Linked DNA regions of Homo sapiens: region 2 is linked to region 1. The links are chromatin loops, found by intact Hi-C in ENCODE. Cell type or tissue: gastrocnemius medialis. All regions are shown on one strand. Links, peaks and the distances in the headings refer to the core of each region. The heading gives the core; the rest is flanking DNA. Region 1 holds the start of GPX4 (glutathione peroxidase 4). Region 2 overlaps SBNO2 (strawberry notch homolog 2).

Region 1 (4,413 bases), core at 1-4,000:
ACGGCCGCGGCGCTAGCTCACCATGGTCCCGGCCAGGCCAGGCGCGGCCAGAGCCCCACAGAGCAGCGCCGGCTTCAGTAGGCGGCAAAGGCGGCCGAGGCTCATCGCGGCGGGGCTGGGAGCCAGCGGCTCCTCCCCTCGTCCAGCCGACCAATGGACGCGCGTCGGCTTTCCGCGCCTCCTTTCCCACGGCCACGCCCTCCAGAGCGCTCATTGGTCAGACGCGTCGGTGTTGAGCGCTCGCGCCGACGTCAGCCAATGGGAGGCCGGAGTGGGAAGAAGGCGGGGAAGGGGGGGCGGGACCGGACGTGCGGACTTGTTGTTGGCGACTGCGCATGCTCGCTTGTGTCTAGGAGGCCGTGGCCTGGCTGGCGGCGCGTCGGGAGGCAGCGCAGTTATCCGGCTGGTTGACAGCAGCGCGGCCGCAGGCCAGACAACCTGAGAATACTACTTAAGACTCGTCGAGGGGGTTTGGTTTCTCCAACTCGCAGAAAAGTGTCCCCAACTCTTATTTACCTTTTTTTTTTTAAGACACGGGGTCTTGCTGTGTTGCCCAGGCTAACGTGCAGTGGCACGATCAGGGCACACTGCAGCCTCGACCTCCCAGGCTCAAGCGAACCTCCCGTCTCTGCTTCCCGAGTAGCTGGGACAACAGGCTCATCCACCATTCCTGGCTAATTATTGTTTTGTAGACATGGGGGTCTCGCTATGTTGCCTAGGCTGGTCTCAAACTTCTGACCTCAAGTGATCCTCCAGCCTCAGCTTCCCAAAAGTGCTGGGATCACATGCGTGAGCCAAAGGCTCGGCCGGGATTTGCCTTTTTTTTTTTTTTTTTTCCGAGACACAGTTTTTTTGCTCTTTTGCCCAGGCTGGAGTGCAGTGGCGCTATCTCAGCTCACTGCAACCTCCACCCAGCCCCCGGGTTCAAGCGATTCTCCTGACTCAGCCTCCTGAGTAGCTGGGATTACACGAGCGAGCCACCACACCCAGCTAATTTTTTTGTATTTTTAGTAGAGACGGGGTTTCACCATGTTGGCCAGGCTGATCTCGAACTCCTGACCTCAGGTGATCTGCCCGCCTAGGCCTCCCAGAGTGCTGGGATTACAGGTGTGAGCCACCGCATCCGGCCAAGGGATTTGCCTTTTTAATGTAAATGAAACCAAACTGAGTTGGGTTTGCTTCTCATCACAGCTCCATCTTATGGGGGTGTCCCTACCCTCACCCCTGCCATGGGCGCAGGGGGTCAGTGACTCCCCATCCTGGGTCTGGTTGCTGAGCCGCTTGTATAATGTGGGCACTGAGACCTGAGAGTCATCAAGACAGTTACCACTTAACTGAGAACCTGGAGTTTCCTGGGCTCCCACCCCCAGGGGCAGCTGCCCACGCAGGGACGCGCGGTATGTGCTCAGAAAATAAACACAAGTCTGGAGGGTTTTCTTACACTTCTAACATTACAAGGTATGGGCACACCCGAGCCCATACTGCCCCACATCTTGGCTTCCAACTCTGTTTTTCACTTCGTGGCTTGGACATGTGGCAACAGAAACACTCATCTCATACTTGGGAACTGAGTCACCGTGATTGGACTTTGACCCCTGTACAGGCAGGGGTTTGGATTTTTTTTTTTTTTTTTGAGGAGTCTTGGTCTGTCACCCAGGCTGGAGTGCAGTGGCTCCATCGCAGCTCACTGCAACCTCCGCTTTCCGGGTTCAAGTGATTCTCCTGCCTCAGTCTCCTGAGTAGCTGGGATTACAGGCATGTGCTACCACGCCCAGCTAATTTTTGTGTTTTTAGTAGATACGGGCTTTCACCATGTTGGTCAGGCTGGTCTCGAACTCCCGACCTCAGGTGATCCGCCTGCCTCGGCCTCCCAAAGTGCTGGGATTACAGGTGTGAGCCACTCTACCCCGCCTAGGTGCTTGGGATTTGTATGTTGTCCTCAAGGTCTTAACCTTTTCTGACCCTGCACTGAGTATTTCTTCAGAGACAGACTCAGGGCCGGGTTGACTTGGGGGGTGCTATGAGCCTGCCCCCGCCACTGCCCCCGACTCAGGCCTGCCAGATGCAGCACAGAGGCGTCATGGATGGTTTGGTGGCAGAGGCAGTGAAGCAAGGATCCCTGAGCAGGGCTGGCCGAATCCTGGTCTTGCATAAGTCTGTTCACATGGCTTTGCTCCCGCCCAGCCCCTAGAGGCTGAGTTCTTGGAGTCAACTCCCATTGTCTGACTTCTCAGGAAACCCCCCCATTTCCTCCCGCCCTGGCAGTGCCGGGTGACAGGGCCACACTGGTGACTCTGTTCTTGCCCTTGCGAAGGCTCAGCTGTTCGCAATTTTGCCGGTGTTGTTTTCCTTAAGTTTGTTGCAAACATGTGCACTGAAATGGGAGTTTATTTCAGGGTTGCCAGAAAAACAGCTCAGCACCCACAGCTCCGCGGAGAGACTTGATCCCATTCCTGACTTCCTGCCAATTGTGATAAAGTCAGAAGTGGGGAAAACACGGGGTCGCGACCTCGGATCTGAGAACGGGGCCCCAGGCTCTGGGAGAGATTTGTGCTGGGGGCTTCACAGCTTTTCCCAGAGTGTCCCCATTTCACGAACGGGGAAATGGAGTCTCGGGGACCTCTCAAGGCTCCAGCCCTGTGAGGGCGGAAGTTCTTGAGTGTCCCTGCAGGAAGCTGTGTTGCCACATATCTTTCTAGAGCAGCCCCTGGCTCCAGGAAGGACTGGGGAGGGGCTGTCCTGTGGCTTCATTTCTTTTTTAAGATCTTTTTGGCCAGGCATGGTGGCTCACACCTGTAATCCCAGCACTTTGGGAGGCTGAGACGGGCAGATCACGAGGTCAGGAGATCGAGACCATCCTGGCTAACACGGTGAAACCCCGTCTCTACTAAAATTACAAAAAATTAGCCAGGTGTGGTCGAGGGCTCCTGTAGTCCCAGCTACTACTCGGGAGGCTGAGGCAGGAGAATGGTGTGAACCCGGTAGGCGGAGCTTGCAGTGAGCCGAGATCGCACCACCGCACTCCAGCCTGGGCAAGAGAGCGAGACTCTCCGTCTCAAAAAAAACTTTTTGGCTGGGTGCGGTGGCTCACATCTGTAATCCCAGCACTTTGGGAGGCCGAAGCAGGCGGATCACCTGAGGTTAGGAGTTTGAGGCCAGCCTGGCCAACATAGGGAAACTGTCTCTACTAAAAGTACAAAAATTAGGGCCAGGCATAATGGCTCACGCCTGTAATCCCAGCACTTTGGGAGGCCAAGGCGGGTGGATCACGAGGTCAGGAGTTCAAGACCAGCCTGACCAACATGGGGAAACCCCATCTCCACTAAAAATACAAAAATTAGCTGGGAGTGGTGCCGTGCTCCTGTAATCCCAGCTACTCAGGAGGCTGAGGCAGGAGAATTGCTTGAACCCTGGAGGTGGAGGTTGCAGTGAGCCGAGTTCGTGTCACTGCACTCCAGCCTGGGGGGATACAGCAAGACTCTGTCTCAAAAAAAAAAAAAGTTTTTGAAATTCAAACAAAATACATATGAAATTCAACATTTTAACACTTCAAAGTGTACAATTCAGTGTTTTTAGGACGTGTACAATGTTATGAGACCATCACCTCTATCTATCTAGTTCCAGAATTTTTTTTTTCTCTTGAGACAGAATTTCGCTCTTGTTGCCCAGGCTGGAGTGCAGTGGCACGATCTCAGCTCACTGCACTGCCACCTCCCAGGTTCAAGCGATTCTCCTGCCTCAGCCTCCCAAGTAGCTGGGATTACAGGCGTGCGCCACCACACCCAGTTAGTTTTGTATTTTTAGTAGAGACAGGGTTTCTCCATGTTGGTCAGGCTGGTCTCAAACTCCCGACCTCAGGTGATCCGCCTGCCTAGGCCTCCCAAAGTGCTGGGATTACAGGCGTGAGCCACCGCACCCAGCACAGAGTATTTTCATTGTCCCCAAAGGAAGCCCAGACCCCATCAGCCTTCACTCTCCATCTCCTCCCCTAGGACCTGGCACACACACATCCCCTCCTGTCTCTGTGGATTGGCCTGTCCTGGACATTTCATGGAAATGGGATCACACACTGCGTGTTCTTTTGTGCCTGGCTTCTCTCACTGAGCATGAGGTCCTCAGGCTACATCCACATTGTGGCCTGTGTCAGAGCCTCATCATTCCTTTTCATGGCTCAGAAATATTCCAGTGTGTGGAGGGATCACATTGTGTTTATTTATTCATCTGTGGATGGACATCTGGGGTTTTTTTTTTTGAGACAGAGTCTCACTCTGTTACCCAGGCTGGAGTGCAGTGGCGCAATCTCAGGTCACTGCAACCTCCGCCTCCCAGGTTCAAGCAATTCTCCTTTCTCAGCCTCCTGAATAGCTGAGATTACAGGCATGCGCCACCATGCCCGGCTATGGGCTGTTTTCT
Region 2 (15,508 bases), core at 5,494-9,493, 58 kb before region 1:
TTGAAAAACCAGATGATCTAGAAACCCTGGCCACATTCCTGCCCACAAGTCTCCGCTGCCCCTCCCCAGGGGTGCACCTGTGTGGCCCCCTCCCCCAGCTCTGGTGAGGCGGCTCCTGCCCCACTTGGAGGATGTGGGAGGGGTGGGGAGGTTACACTGAGAGGGGGATACTCGAGCTCCTCATCCACAGCCTCTGGGCCCCTAAAAGGAGTGGGAGCGTGTCCCCGGAGCCTGCTCCCGTACTCAGTGGCCGGCTTTGCTCCTGGCTGGCCGTTCAGGAGCCTGGGTTTCCGTGCACGCGGCCTGACCGCAGGCTGAGACCTCATGGCCTGGCGCTGTGTACTGCAGGTCTGGGTCAGCCCCAGAGAAGCCACCGTCCCCCCCACCCCCTGGAGCCGTGGGTGTGGTGCCTCCCGGGGCACAGGGGCTCTGCAGAGGGGTCGTCCTGGATTCCTCGGGTCCCGGCATCGTCACAAATGTCCTCATGCGTGGGACCCTTCTCCAGCTGGAGGAGGGGAGGTCAGGTCAGAAGCCTAAGAGGGACCTTGCCCTGCTGGCTTTTAGGAGGGAGGGATGGCGTGATGGGGGACGTGGCTCCCCGAAAGCAGGGAAGTGGGGCCTCAGCCCAGTGGCCACAGGGAGCAGAATCCCGCCCCCGGCCGAGCTCAGGCGCGGACTCTCCCGGAGAACCCAGACCAGGGCCCAGGACAGCAGTGCCTTGACCTTGGCCTTGGAGCCGTGGCCGTGGAGCAGCCAGCCCACCTGGACCTCTGACCTGCTGGGCCCAGAGAGGGCGCGTGGGTGTCGTTGTCAGCAGCTACGTTTGAGGGAAGGTGGATCAGGCCGCACTGGCGAACCTGGAGTTCCTGCTTCTGTGATTTCGGGCCCTCAGTTCCCTCCTCCAGGCGTGGAGCAGCGCCTAACTGTGCGGCCATTGTCAGGACAGGGTGCGTAGCTCCAGCAGTCAGCGCTGAAGTCTCGCTCTAAGCGGTCTTGGAGCTGCCGTCCTCAAGCCCAGCCCGAAGCCAGAAGGGACTCTTCCTCCTCCTCCAGGACCTGATGCCCTCAGGGCTCGGATGCAGGTCCTTGTGACATTTTTGTCACCAAGGCTGGACTTAAGCTCAAGGACAGTGGTGACCGGTCGAGCCACTTGTCTGGGATCAGCATAGCCCGGCTGCTGGCAACGCTTGGCACTCCCCAAGGAGCCAGGTGGGGAGACCTTGTGGCCTGAGGCCGCTGATGTGAGGCAGTGACAGTAGCAGGTGTGGGATGGGCCAGACTACCCTCCACATGGATTGAAGACACACAAGGGCACCTCCATTTCAAAGGACCGGAAGTCTGGAGTGAGTGGGGATTTAGCTTAACGTCTGCTCAGGAGAAAAAGACGTGTAGGTTAGAGGGGACCACAGGCTCAAGCTCAGCATGTTAAAAGGTTTTTAGCGTGTGTGGCTTTTAGCGTGTGTGTGTGTGTGTGTGTGTGTGTGTGTGTGCGCGTGCAGTTGCGGTCTCGCTCTGTTGCCCAGGCTGGTCTCCACCTCCTGGGCTCACGCAGTCCTCCCAGCACTGGGATTACAGCCACGGGCCACCGCACTGGCCCCAAAAGACTGAAAATAAACACAAGACCCGAGCGGGCTCCTCACAGCAGCAGAAGCCGCGTGGAAGCTGCTTGGCTGCCACAGAAAGCCGCACCACCCTGTCCAGGCGGACAGGCCTTTAACCGCCAGGTAGCAGTGAGGCCCGCTCGGAGCATGGGGACCCTGCTTTGGAGCCCCGCAGCCCGGCCTGGAGGCTGTTTCCGCATAAGCATTTGTGTCGTGGAATCTCCTTTCCACTCCCTCACCGGGCCTCCCTCTGGGCTGGGGTCTGGGATCTGGGGTCTGGAATCTCGGGTCTGGGATCTGGGGATCCGGGGATCTGAAGTCTGGGATCTGGGGTCTGGGGATCTGAAGTCTGGGATCTGGGGTCTGGGGATCTGAAGTCTGGGATCTGGGGTCTGAGATCTGGGGTTTGGGATCTAGGGTCTGGGATCTGAGATCTGGGGGTCTGGGGTCTGGGATCTGGGATCTGGGGTCTGGGGTCTGGGGTCTGAGGTCTGGGATCTAGGATCTGGGGTCTGGGATCTTGCGGTCTGGGATCTGGGATCTGGGGTCTGAGATCTAGGATCTGGGGTTTGGGGTCTGAGATCTGGGATCTGGGGTCTGGGGGTCTGAGATCTGGGGTCTGGGATCTGGGGTCTGGGGTCTGGGATCTGGGGTCTGAGATCTGGGATCTGGGGTCTGGGGGTCTGAGATCTGGGGTCTGGGATCTGGGGTCTGGGGTCTGGGATCTGGGGTCTGAGATCTGGGGTCTGGGGTCTGAGATCTGGGGTCTGGAGTCTGAGATCTGGGGTCTGAGATCTGGGGTCTGGGGTCTGAGATCTGGGGTCTGGGTACTGGGGTCTGGGGTCTGGGATCTAGGGATCTGAAGTCTGGGATCTGGGGTCTGAGATCTGGGATCTGGGATCTGAGGTCTGGGTTCTGGGATCTGGGGTCTGGTTCCCCAGATGTGGTTTCTTCCTAAAAGGCATCGGCCTCACATTCCTGGCTTGGGACTCTTGCTCTGTCCAAGGGTACGGGACTGAGTGCCAGCAACCACCACTACTCCACTTGGCTCTGACTCTGGGCCTGGACTTCCTTCTGTTCTCAGGGACAGCAGTGCTGCCTTGGGGGTGCCCGGCACCCTGCTCGCATCTCAGCCACGACGTCCCCCTGGCCCTGTGGCTTCCACTTTCGGGGTTGGCTTGGGATGAAGCACCAAGGCCCCTCCCCAGGGCCTCCTTTATTCCCTTTCCAGGCCTGCATTCGGCACCGTGCTGACCATGCCTGGTGGGGCTGTGGGGTCAGCTGAGCAGCCCTGACCTGGTGGAGCTCCTGACGGCGGGGTCAGATGTCAGGCAGGGCCACGCTCAACTCCGGGTCCTCCCTCGCATGGCGGGGGCTGCTGCGCAGGGGTTGCTGGATCCTACCTGTTGGGCGTGTGACCCTGGCTCGGGCTGGACGCCTTGTTTGCTTCAGGGCAGTGGAGTCTTGACCTCCTCCGGGCACACCCTGTGGAAGACCCACAGTGCCGCCGCTGCCTCCTCCTCCTCCTCCTCCTGTTCCTCCTCCTCCTCCTGTTCCTCCTCCTCCTCCTCCTGTGCCTCCTCCTCCTCCTCCTGTGCCTCCTCCTCCTCCTCCTCCTGTTCCTCCTCCTCCTCCTGTTCCTCCTCCTCCTCCTGTTCCTCCTCCTCCTCCTGTTCCTCCTCCCTCCTCCTGCTCCTCCTCCTCCTCCTCCTGTCTCCACTGCCCCTGGCATCTGGGATGTCCCCACAGTGTCCTAGCACCTGTTCCTCCTCCTCCTCCTCTTCCTGTTCCTCCTCCTCCTCCTCCTGTTCTTCCTCCTCCTCCTCCTCCTCCTCCTGTTCCTCCTCCTCCTCCTCCTGTTCCTCCTCCTCCTCCTCCTCCTGTTCCTCCTCCTCCTCCTCCTGTCTCCACTGCCCCTGGCATCTGGGACACCCCACAGTGTCCTAGCACCTGTTCCTCCTCCTCCTCCTCCTCCTCCTCCTGTTCCTCCTCCTCCTCCTCCTGTCTCCACTGCCCCTGGCATCTGGGACGTCCCCACAGTGTCCTAGCACCTGTTTCTCCTCCTCCTCCTCCTCCTCCTCCTCCTGTTCCTCCTCCTCCTCCTCCTCCTCCTCCTCCTGTCTCCACTGCCCCTGGCATCTGGGACGTCCCCACAGTGTCCTAGCACCTGTTCCTGTGCACGGGGGAGGCTTTGTGCTGGAGCAGGACAGGAGGTTTGGCAAGAGAAGCTGTCAGTTCGGCCACCCGCTCAAGCTGTTCCTGCTCCTGGCCATCTCCGAGCTTGGGAACTTTCCCTCCCATGGCACCAGCCCCTTGGCCCCTCCGGAAGGCCCCGGAAGCCATGGGCAGGGGCTTCCCTCGAAATCGGGGTGCAGTGTGAAGCCCCCACGGCCAACACCCTTGAGCCCTCCCAGGAGAGGGGCCGTGATGGCCGCGGGCCTGAGTTTCCAGAGGACCCACCTGGAGGGAGGTCCTTGGTCGGGGGGAGGGGAGCTTCCTGGGCGCTGGGTTCCGACCCCGTCCTCAGGGCGCTGAGTCTGGCCAGTACACCTTTCCCTGTGAGAGAAGCACGTGGGCTCCTGGGGTATGGGGCGGTGAGGCTGCAGTGCCCCTTCCACCTCCAGGCAACCGGGGCCACTGCCGTTCCTCGTGGGGCGGGGAGAACTTGCTCGCCCTGGACCCCGGCTCCTGCCCTCCTGCCGGGCCCACCTCGTCCTCATCCTAAATTGAGGGGCCGTCCCCCAGCATGCTTGAGAAATGTCAGGCGGTGCTGGGCCGGTCTGGGGCCCCCAGGCTTCCCCGGCGCCGCCTGGCCTGTGCCTGCGCGTGGCAGGGTCCAAGCTCGGGAGCGGTGGCCTCTGCCCGTGGTTGGCAGCCTGGAGCCACTGCGGTCCAGACGCCTCCTGGGATGCTGTGGAAATCCACAGACAGCCTCGTGCCGCCTCACCCCAGGGCACCCGAGTCCTCGTGCTCACGGGAGTCGCGTGGGGCTCAGGGCTGGAGCAGCCTCCTCCCTGGACGAGCTTCTCGTGGCGGCCGCAGCAGTGCTGCAAACTGGGTGGCTTAGAGCAGCCTGTCCCTGTCCTGGAGGCCACAGGAAGCTGAGGTCAAGGAGTAGCTCCAGGGGAGGACCCTTCCTGCCCCTCCCAGCTTCCGGGGCTCCAGGCGCCCTTGGTCTGCGGCCGCGTCACTCCAGCCTCTGCTCCGTCTCCATGCGGCCGTCTCCCGATGTGTGGGTGTCCACGTTCCTCTTTTCTCTTAAGGACATGAGTTGTTAACAGGGACACAGACCACCCCCTCCAGCATCCTCATTGTAACCAACCACGTGTGCAAAGACCCTGTATGCAAATAAGGCCCCACCCACAGGTGCGGGTAGATGTGAGTCTGGAGGGACTGTAGTCACCCCGGTGCCCTCTCTGTCCCTGGCACTCCCTCTTGCACCTCAGGACCAGCCTCCAAATCGTCACTTACCAGATCCTGTCTTGGCCTTGTGGCCCGCAGGCACTGTGGGGTCTGATCCTGCCCCCATACGTCCCCAGCACAGGCTGTCCCTGGGGCTCTGTCCCGTCCACATTGGTGGCCCTGCAGCCCCAACGTCCCCTCCCCTCTGCCAGTTGGAGTCTGGAATGTGGGTGGACGATGGTCTGCTCTCTTCCCACTGAACGCTGTCCGGCGGCTGGACTGGGTGTGCATGTAGCTGGTCTACAGGGTCCTCACATGGGCTAGGGAAACCAGCGTCAGGTTCCTGGTCTCCGTTTCTCTGTGTGTCAGATGAGGGGCTAGACCAGCTCTGGGGAGCTCTGGAGATGGGGTTGAAGGTCAGGAAGGCCTCTCTTGGTCTGGAGGTTGGGCTCCACCTCACAAAGCTGGGAGAAGGTTGCCGGCCTGGAGAAGTCTGGTCCCTCAAGGCCGATGTCAGCTGGTCCCTCCGGGGCGTCAGCCTCCTGCCTCTGGCAGGCTCGTATGGGTGAGAGGAAGCCAGATTTCCACCTTGCAGGGGTTGAGATCCAGGCTCCTGCCCCCAACAGCGTTTCTTTTTTTTTTTTTGAGACGGAGTCTCGCTCTTTCACCCAGGCTGGAGTGCAGTGGCCCGATCTCGGCTCACTGCAAGCGCCGCCTCCCGGGTTCACGCCATTCTCCTGCCTCGGCCTCCCGAGTAGCTGGGACTACAGGCACCCGCCACCACGCCTGGATAATTTTTTGTATTTTTTAGTAGAGACGGGGTTTCACCGTGTTAGCCAGGCTGGTCTCGATCTCCTGACCTCGTGATCCACCCGCCTTGGCCTCCCAAAGTGCTGGGATTACAGGTGTGAGCCACTGTTCCCGGCTGTATTATTTTAAAAAAGAATAAAACCTTAACTTTAAAAGACCCCATCCCTGCTCCCGTCTAGGGTGTGGAGTGGTCCCTGAGCCCTGTGTCCCCCACAAAGGAGCCCCACAGCCTCGGGGCCAGGAGGGCGCCTGCAAAGGCCCCAGGCGCCATCTGTGGCCGTGCCCGCTCACCTTGGGCCAGGACGTCCGTCTGTCTGGCCGGCTGCTGGGGAAGCTGTATGTCGGCTCCTCCCCGCAGGCCTGGCCCAACCCCCCCCCCCCCCCCCCCGCGGCTCCCCAGGGAAGGGAGTGGATCGGCTTTCACCCTCCTGGCCCTGCCGCCTGACTGACGACTCTTTCACAAGACAGCAGAGCCATGACACCCACCACCTGCGTCAGGGAGGCTCCGGGCCTCACAGGTGACCCACACAGCTCCCTACGCAGTTCTGATAACCTTGGCAGCAGACTTGAGAACTTTTAGAAAATTTCAAGAGGAGAGGTAGAAAGCGTAGTATGACGTGGCCGTTCCTAAAATGTGGGTCCTGGGCATCCTGAGACCCGCTTCATCGGGCCCAAGAGGTAAAGCTGTGTTGAGACAGGAAGGCACCCCCACCCCCAGCTCCCAGTGCTCAGGCACTCCCACCCCCACTTCCACCCCCCCAGTGCTCAGGCACCCCCACCCCCATCTCCACCCCCAGTGCTCAGGTACCCCCAGTGCTCAGGCACCCCCACCTCCACCCCCAGTACTCAGGCACCCCTACCCCCAGTACCCAGTACTCAGGCACCCCCAGTACCCAGTACTCAGGCACCCCCACCCCCAGTACTCAGTACTCAGGCGCCCCCAGTACCCAGTACTCAGGCACCCCCACCCCCAGTACTCAGGCACCCCTACCTCCATCTCCAGTGCTCAGGCACCCCCACCCCCAGTGCTCAGGCACCCCTACCCCCAGTACCCAGTACTCAGGCACCCCCACCCCCACCCCCAGTGCTCAGGCACCCCTACCCCCAGTACCCAGTACTCAGGCACCCCCACCCCCACCCCCAGTACTCAGGCACCCCTACCTCCATCTCCAGTGCTCAGGCACCCCCACCCCCACCTCCAGCCTCCAGTGCTCAGGCACCCCCACCCCCACCTCCCGGTGCTCCCGGTCTGGCTGTGCCTGGCTGGAGGAGCAGCCTGAGCTTTCTGGGAAGCACCTCAGGACCCTCCACCCTTTCTTTCCGTCCTCGGGCCCTGCCCACCCTGGGAGGGGCCGTCCAGAGCAAATGCCCCCTTGTGGTCCTGGCAGAGCTGCCCACAGGTTTCCCTGGCCACAGTCTAGTGAGTTACAGAGATTCATGTTACTATGAAAATGATTTCCATTCGGGCCGGGCCTGGTGGCTCACGCCTGTAATTCCAGCACTTTGGGAGGCCGAGGCGGGCGGATCACCTGAAATCGGCAGTTCGAGACCAGCCTGGGCAACATGGTGAAACCCCTTCTCTACTAAAATACGCAAATTATCCGGGCCGTGGTGGCGGGTGCCTGTCATCCCAGTTACTCCAGAAGCTGAGGCACAAAAATCACTGGAACCCAGGAGGCGAAGGCTGCAGTGAGCCGAGACCCCCAGTGGGTCCACAAAAATCACTGGAACCCAGGAGGCGAAGGCTGCAGGGACGAGACCCCCGGTGGCTCCAGCCAGCTGCCTCTGTTCTGTAGCCACCCTCTGTGCGTCCTCCCCCGGGTCTCCCCACTGCCCTTCGGGGGTGTCCACCAGGCACTCACTGCAGCCAGGCGGCCGCCATTGTAATACTGGGCCTCCTGTGAGGCCGCCCCGCAGACCCCCCGAGGCCTGGGCAGGGGTGTGGGAGTGGTTTCTTCATGGGCTCTTGGTGCATGAAGTTGGATGTACCCAGTGGGTGGGGGGCTGCCCATGAGGGCCTGGGGACCGTGAGCGGCTTGCTGGGCCCCAGCCGGGCTGCAGGGATGTGGGTGAGCGGCTGCTCTTCCTCTGCCAGGCCCAGCCCTTCCCGCTCCCTCAGCCTCGCTGCCGGGGCAGCTTCCCCCATCACAAACAGGTGCCAGGCGCAAGCTGCCCACCAGCACCCACAGCCAGAGGGCGGGTGCTGCCCCTGGGGTGGAACGTGTGAGAGGGTGGTGCGGGAATGTGGCCGCGTGGCGGGGCAGGCGGGGGCACCCGGAGGCTGATGGCTGCAGAGAGCAGCACTGGCGTGGGCAGGGGCAGCGCCGGACACTCTGGGGTCTCCCTCACCCACCTCCCTTCCCTGGCCCCCTCCTCTGCCACTGCCCAGCTCTGTGGGGGGCGAAGTCCTCTCAGGCAGGCACCTTGGCCCAGGAGTAGGGGAACCTCACGGATGTCTTGAATGTGTCCCCTCCTGTCCCCCCACTGTCCCCCCGCTGTTCCCCCACTGTCCCCCACTGCCCCCCGCTGTCCCCATCTCCCCGCTGTCTCCCTGTTGTCACCCCGTCCCTTGCTGTCCCCCCGCTGTCCCATCCGCCGCTGCCCCCCCACTATCCCCCACTGTTTCCCTACTGTCCCCCTGCTGTCCCCCCACCATCCCCCGCTGTCCCCCCACTGCCCCCCACTGTCCCCTGCTGTCCCTCCACTGTCCCCTGCTCTTCCCCCGCTGTCCCACTGTCCCCTGCTGTCCCCCCACTGTCCCCTGCTGTCCCCAACTGTCCCCTGCTGCCCCCTGTCCCCCCACTGTCCCCTGCTGTCCCCAACTGTCCCTTGCTACCCCCTCTTGCTACCCCCGTCCCCCCAAGGTCTCTCACTGGGCTGACCCTCCCTTGGCTCCAGCCCTTCAGGCCTCCCTTGCCCCGGGCTCCATGTTGAGGGACGAAGCGCTCTGTCTGCAGGGGTCAGGACCTGAGACGGCCTGCAGTGTCCTCCCCACCAGACGGTCCTGGCGGCCGAGTTGGGGCCTGCCCAGGTGCCTGAGCTTGCAGGGCTCTCTGCCCCATATTAGCTGAGCCTTGTGAAATCGCCAGCCCCCGCCCCCTGCACCCGGTCCTAGGATGCGAGTTGTGCGCCCGCCAGGTAGAGGGTGATTGCCCTGTCTTGAGCCCATCTGGAGGCCAGTGTGCGGTGGTCATAGCTGCAGGTGGGGTCACGGCTGTGGGGCGGCGGTTGCAGCCGCAGGTGGGGTCATGGCTGCAGGTGGGGTCATGGCTGCAGGTGGGGTCGCGGGTGCAGGTGGGGTCACGGCCGTGGGGCGGCGGTTGCAGCTGCAAGTGGGGTCACGGCTGCAGGTGGGGTCGCGGCTGCAGGTGGGGTCACGGCTGCAGGTGGGGTCGCGGCTGTGGGGCGGCGGTCACAGCTGCAGGAGGCCATCACGGCTGTGAGGTCACCGGAGGCCGCAAGTCCGCTCTGTCTTATGGCCGTGGCTCTGTGCGGGGTTCCCGGGACACCCGGGGGCCTGCTCCTTGCCATCTTCAGGTCCTGGGACGCAGGGAGCGCCTTGTGCCTGCCCGGAGAACCTCGGCTGAGGTAATGCGGCCTCCAGGGACTGTGCGGTGGCCTCTGCCGGGCTCCATCACCACGGTCGCGCCCGCTCGCCCGGGCCTCGCCGCCTCCTCCTCAGACCTCCATGTCCGCCTTTGCTGGCGCAGGCCTTGAGATGCTGCCGGGTGTGCCAGGAGACCAGAACCCGGGCCTGGGCGGAGCGCTCTGGGGTGTGCCGTGCGCCCTGGGTCCTCCCGTGGTCTCGGTTATGGCTCTGCGGCCAGTGTCTTCTCAGGGTCTCCGCTTTGCCGTCGCGAACGTGGGCACAGCGTGGCCTGAGCTGCTGAGTCTGGCTCTGGGGGTCACGTCAAGGCTCCACCTAGGGGCCTCCGTGTCCACATCCGAAAGTGCGGGGGTCACAACCCTGCTCGGCGAGAGGACGGCAGGAGAACCGGGCTCCGAGGACACAGCTCCCCATCTGCAGACGGCTCGGGTCTGAGGGCGGAGCGCGCGAAGGGGCTCCACACGACAGGTGCTCAGGGACCCCCAGGGGGAGGGTCCGCACAGTGGCCAGTTCTGAACATCAGGAGGCTGAGCTGTTGCTGCACAGCGTGGGGTGAGACCCTGGGGCGTCCAGCCAGGAAGACGGGGACTTCAGCAGGCTCAGAAGAAAGAGGCGGGAGGCGGCCGCAGTTACCCGGACTCAGGAGAGAGAGACGGGAGGCAGATGCAGTTACCCAGACTCAGGAGAGAGCTGGGAGGCGGACAGTTATCCGGACTCAGGAGAGAGCTGGGAGGCGGACAGTTATCCGGACTCAGGAGAGAGCTGGGAGGCGGACAGTTATCCGGACTCAGGAGAGAGAGCTGGGAGGCAGATGCAGTTACCCGGACTCAAGAGAGAGAGCTGGGAGGCGGACGCAGTTACCCGGACTCAGGAGAGAGCTGGGAGGCGGACACAGTTACCCGGTTCCTCGGATTCTCCCGGATCTTGGTCCTGTCTGAGGTTCTGCCTTCCCAGTGGTTGTCCTGTCTGGGCCACCAGCACCTTCATCGTTCTCTTTTACAACGACTCCCTTGAAGACCTGATTTCAGAAGGAAGCCACATCCCCTCTGGGTGTCAGCGTGCTGATAAAGCGCGGGCCCCCTCCCAAGGTGGGAACCGTGTGACCCCCGCCCCCCCAACCCCCACACCACGCATCCCTCCAGTCATGGGACTCGCGCCCAAAAATAAAACCAGGCAGGGGACACGCTCTGCTGCCCGCTGGACGTTTGGCTGGCCCGTGGCTCTGAGGCTCGGGGTGGGCCGTGTCACCGGGGCCGCGTGGGGAGAGGGTCTCCGGGGCCGCGTGGGGAGAGCGTCTCCGGGGCTGCGTGGCAGAGGGTCTCCGGGGCCGCGTGGGGAGAGCGTCTCCGGGGCTGCGTGGCAGAGGCTGCGTTGGGGTGTTCTCAGGCCCCAAGACCCCACCCAGTGTCCCACTAGGGTTTATCCTGGGGATTGGGGCAGCTGGATGCCCCAGAGACATGGCGTGGTCACAGCTGCTGCAAGAAACGGCGGCGGAGTCAATGGGGGAAGGGTCCGGAGGGCTCAGGACCATGGGGTGGGAGCCAGCCCTTGGGGGCGTGGGCCCTCGGACAGGACCGAGTCTGCAGGCAGGGCTAGGGGCTGGGGGCTGCGGGAGGGCCTGGGGATCGGGGCAGCAGGGGTTGTGAGATATGGCCGAGGACAGGGTGGGAGGCGATGGGGGGCTGGCAGTGGGCGGAAAGGCAGGGCTGTGGGTCCTGAGGGATTGCAGAGGGTGGGCGTTCTCAGGAGTGGCGGGTCCTGGGGGATTGCAGAGGGTGGGCGTTCTCAGGAGTGGGCACAGCCTGAAGTGTTGGGTTGTGGGGGGACTTGGAAATGGGCCCCGGGTGCAGGGTCGCCCCAGCCCGGCACCCACGCATCCCCTTCTGTCTCTGGATGGGCCCGTCCTGGACAGTGCATAGTAGTGGGATCACACACATCTGTGCCTGGCGTCTCTCACAGAGCGTGACGTCCTCAAGGTGCGTCTGCGCTGTGGCCTAGGTCGGCCTCGCTGCTGTTCATGGCTGTGTCGTGTTCTGGCACGTGGATGGGCCACGCCACATGCTGGTCCACTCGCCTATCCGTGGACACTGGGCTGCTTCCTCGGGTGGCTGTTGTGAGTGGTGCTGCTGTGGACGTGCATGGCCACGTTTCTGTGTGGTGTGGAATTGCTCGGTGGTGTGGTGACTCCAGCGTTAGCCTCTTGAGGAATCCCAGACTGCCAAGCAGCCGTGTGTGAGGATCCGCCTCCGCCTCCGCCTCCTGGTTTTGGGCCCTGACTCTTGGTTGGTTGTGCCTGGTGTCCGCATTGTTCTCCTGCCCCCATCCCCTCCCGGTCCAGGTCTCCACACCCTGCCAGGTCCCCAAGGCATGGACTCCAGGTCACATGCCATGTGTGAAGCCCTCCCCTTGAAGAACCCGGTCCCCTGAGCCTCCTGGGGTTGCCGCCTGGAAGGGGCGTCCACAGACGTGGGGGGCTCAGAGACCGTAGGGAGGGAGGAGCTGCCAGGAGCACCGTGCTGGCCTAGGGGACTCGGACACAGGCGAGCTCAGGGCCCCTGCTGCTGGAGGGGTCCCTCAGCTATGGTGTACCCCGAGGACGGTCATGGGGTCGCCCCAGAGCTGCCCAAGGTGCCCCCTCCCCAAGCTCCGTCCACCGTGGGGCCTGGGCCCTGCTGCCCATCAGCTCAGGACTGTGTGGCCTCAGAGCTGAGGAGCGCCCTGAGTGTGGAAAAGGTCAGCGTAGCTCTGGGGCTGTGGCTGCCGTGAGATGGAACCTGCAGCAGGAAGGGGTGCTGACAGGAGCTGAGGGGAGTCCCTGCAGGGGAGGGGCTGCTGAGCCCCAAGGCAGGGGGTGGGCCACCCCCTAGCACTGGTGGGCCCCTGGATGGGGACCCCGGTATCAGCAGCTGCCTTGGGCCCAGCAGAGCTGTTTGTGGCCACCAGCACACGGGGCCGGGGTCGGGGGGTCCCAGGCTCTACCCAGAGAACCTGTCTCCCAGAGGAACATACCGAGGCTTGGAGGAGCTTGGGTGTCTGAGGTTATTCAACTCAGAAGGTGGAGCCAGGCTTTGATCCTGCCTGACCCAGAATCTTTGACAAGGATTGGCCAAGACCCCAGATCCCAGCGGGCCTGTCCCTTCCCCTAAAGGGCCGTTCTGGCAAGGGTGTCGCAGGTCCCCGTGGGCAGCTGGAAGGGCTGCCAAGGGTCCCAGCTCTGGTGGCAGTGGGTTGTAGCGTCCTGACTGCAGGGAGCAGGCAGAGGCCGCGGACAGTTGGGACGGCCTGGCAGGGTGACCCCCACTGTGCCTGACCACCTCCATCTGGTCTCTGGGACAGGAGTCCCGACCCCCAGCCCCTGTTGCCCGGCCACTGTCTCTGGAGCGCCGGGCAGAGACGTGCCTCTCCCCCACGGGATTGCACAAGTGCCTGCGTGTGGCTGGACGGCAATTACTGGAAGTCCCGGAGATTTCTTCACTCCAGGGCTTGGCCGGGAGTGGCCGCCGCCTCCCCTTCCTGCCGCCCTCGGCAGTGAGCATGCTGGGCGGACGCCTGGAAAGCTTTCCCTGCCACCACGGGCCAGCCTGGGTCCCTGCACTCGCCAGGTAGGGCCTGGTGGGGGCTCAGCCTGGCGGGCGTCTGGCCGTGTGCCAGAGGCCGCGGGGCACGTGGGAGCTGTCCCTGGCGTCTGATGGTGTGGGGCTCGGCTCTGTAGCCCAGGAACGTTCTCAGTGGGGATGCTGGTGTGTGATTAGCCTGAAACGAGGTCTGGGTGCTCTTCCAGCTCTGCGTGGCCCCTGACCCCCCTCCTTGGGAGACCTCACTGTGGAGCCCCTGCTGCCTCTGAGGGACAGGGCTGGGTCCAGTGTCCCCTGGGCTCCCCTGGGTGCCGGGCCCGGGTTGGACTCTCCCTCCACAGTCTCACACCGGCTGCTGACAAAGCCAGATGTGGGGGAGTCAGCCTGCAGCTCCACTGCTCACAGTCTGGGTGCCTGGTCCTACGGCTGCCCTGTGACCTGGGCAGCCCTGTCGGGCCCACCTTAATCGTTGTAGTTGGGGCCGGGGAGGCCAGGAAAGGCGCTGTGGGCAGCACAAAGGAGTTGGGTGGCACTGCTGATGGCGGGTGGGGGTGAGTGGGGAGGGGAAGGAGCGCCTTTTGGTTCCGGCCCAGGAGGTAGCAGGAGCTGCAGCCCAGGCTGGGACCGGTCATGCCCGAGGGAGAGGCGGCCGGGGAGCACCACTCTCCACCACCGTTGGACTCTCAGGACGTCCCCGTCTCCCTCTGCAGATCATGATGCTGCCGCCACCGCCGCCACCACGGAGCGAGAAGCCCAGATAGACGCCCCGGCGGCCCCGGGTCCTGGAGTCCCGCCGCCTGCTGCCCGGCCGAGGACCCCACCCCGCCTGCCGCCCGATGCTTGCAGTGGGGCCCGCCATGGACAGGGATTACCCGCAGCATGAACCCCCGCCGGCGGGCAGCCTCCTGTACAGCCCGCCGCCCCTGCAGGTGAGCCCCACCCCCGGCCCCGGCCCACCCGACGGGGTCCACGGGCACTTGCCCCGCTCCGAGTGCCCGGGGTCACGTCGTGCGGAATGCTGCCCCAGTGGACGCGGCGTGATCTCCACCTGACCTTCCTGGCCCGGAGCCCGGCTCCACCCGCCCCCGTGGGCCCTGGAGAAGGGTCCCCATGGGGATGTGAATGGGAGGCTACTCATGGCCCCAGCTTTTCAAGAAGCACATTTGAGGAGATTCTCCCTGCTGCAGAGCTTCCAGTTCCTTCGCCGTCAGCTGTAGGGGGGGCTCAACTTTACTTGTAGGAACCTGTCAGTGAGGGAATTACTTAAAAAATATGTTTCTGGCCAAGTGGCTCGTGCTTGTAATCCCAGCACTTTGGGAGGTGGAGGTGGGCAGATCACCTGAGGTCCCGAGTTCAAGACCAGCCTGGCCAACATAGTGAAACCTCGCTTCTGCTAAAGATACCAAACTTAGCCAGGCGTGGTGGCGGACGCCTGTAATCCCAGCTACTCGGGAGGCTGAGGCAGGAGAATTGCTTAAATCTAGGAGGCAGAGGCTGCAGTGAGTGGAGACGGCGCCACTGAACTCTAGCCTGGGCGACAAGAGTGAGACTCCATCTCAAAAAAATGAAAAATAGGCCTGGCACGGTGGCTCACGCCTGTAATCCTAGCACTTTCAGAGGCCAAGGCGGGCAGATCACTTGAGGTCAGGAGTTTGAGACCAGCCTGGCCAACATGGTGAAACCCTGTCTCTACTAAAAATACAAAAAATTAGCCTGGCGTGGTGGCAGGTGTCTGTAATCCCAGCTACTTGGGAGGCTGAGGCAGGAGAATCGCTTGAACCTGGGAGGCAGAGGCTGCAGTGAGCAGAGATTGCACCACTGCACTCCAGCCTGGGTGACAGAGCGAAACTGTGGCTCAAAAAGAAAAAAAAAAATTTTTAAATTAAAAATATATAAACGTGTATATATATATTTATTTTTATTTTATTTCATTTTATTTTATTTTGTTTTGTTATTTTTAAAACACGGTTTCACTCTGTTGCCCAGGCTGGAAGTGCAGTGGTGCGATCTCGGCTCACTGCAGCCTCTGCCTCCTGGGCTAGTGATTCTCCTGCCTCAGCCTCCTGAGTAGCTGGGACCACAGGTACGCGCCACCATGCCCGGCAGATTTTTAAAATTTTCTCGTAGAGATGAGGTTTTGCCCCGTTGGACACGCTGGTCTCAAACTCCCGGGCTCAGTTGACCCGCCTGCCTTGACCTCCCAAAGTGCTGGGATTACAGGCGTGAGCCACCGCGCCCGGCCCTGCCTGGGGATTTACCTGGAGACAGAGGGGCTGCCCTCTCCTATCAAGCAGCAGGACCTGCTCCAGGACTCCAGGGTCTCCTGGGTACTCCCTAGCCCAACACCCAGGTTGGCCTGTGGGGCGAACATCACAGACACCCCTCGGCAGTCCATCCTCAGAGGGCTTTGGGCAGCTTCCTGCCATGTTCTGACCGTCCAGAGGGGGCTCTGAGCTGGGGCCAGGGTACCCCTCTCGTAGCAGGGTCCCTGTTGCGGCCCAGACCCCTCCTGT

Evidence for each region. A loop is a pair of places that touch in the nucleus more often than their neighbours do. Peaks named below come from ENCODE experiments on the same cell type or tissue, not always from the same donor. Only the 100,000 strongest peaks of a DNase experiment are listed, where the experiment ranks them.
Region 2: a loop joins it to region 1, with 2.2 times the contacts of the local background. A loop is called at or near these places in 5 of 110 quality-filtered maps.

The regions. Positions count from the first base shown.
Region 1 is chr19:1,099,736-1,104,148 of GRCh38, reverse strand. GPX4 (glutathione peroxidase 4) reads right to left here and starts at 155. Exons shown (of 7, transcript NM_002085.5): 1 at 22-155. The coding sequence starts at 105. RefSeq lists silencers at 1-339, 350-429, 3,718-3,855 and enhancers at 1,032-1,111, 1,132-1,181, 1,212-1,581, 2,071-2,605. In gastrocnemius medialis, for the core only: a CTCF peak has its summit at 2,178; DNase peaks (open chromatin) are centred at 268, 1,518, 2,218, 2,678 and 2 weaker places; H3K4me3 peaks cover 1,407 bases; H3K27ac peaks cover 4,000 bases.
Region 2 is chr19:1,152,600-1,168,107 of GRCh38, reverse strand. It overlaps SBNO2 (strawberry notch homolog 2), which reads left to right. Exons shown (of 32, transcript NM_014963.3): 2 at 13,706-13,924. The coding sequence starts at 13,832. It overlaps LOC102723798 (a long non-coding RNA gene), which reads right to left and starts at 4,657. Exons shown (of 4, transcript XR_007067079.1): 1 at 4,577-4,657; 2 at 4,062-4,157; 3 at 2,898-3,086; 4 at 1-1,367. In gastrocnemius medialis, for the core only: a CTCF peak has its summit at 7,163 (motif pointing left); a DNase peak (open chromatin) is centred at 6,287; H3K27ac peaks cover 1,547 bases.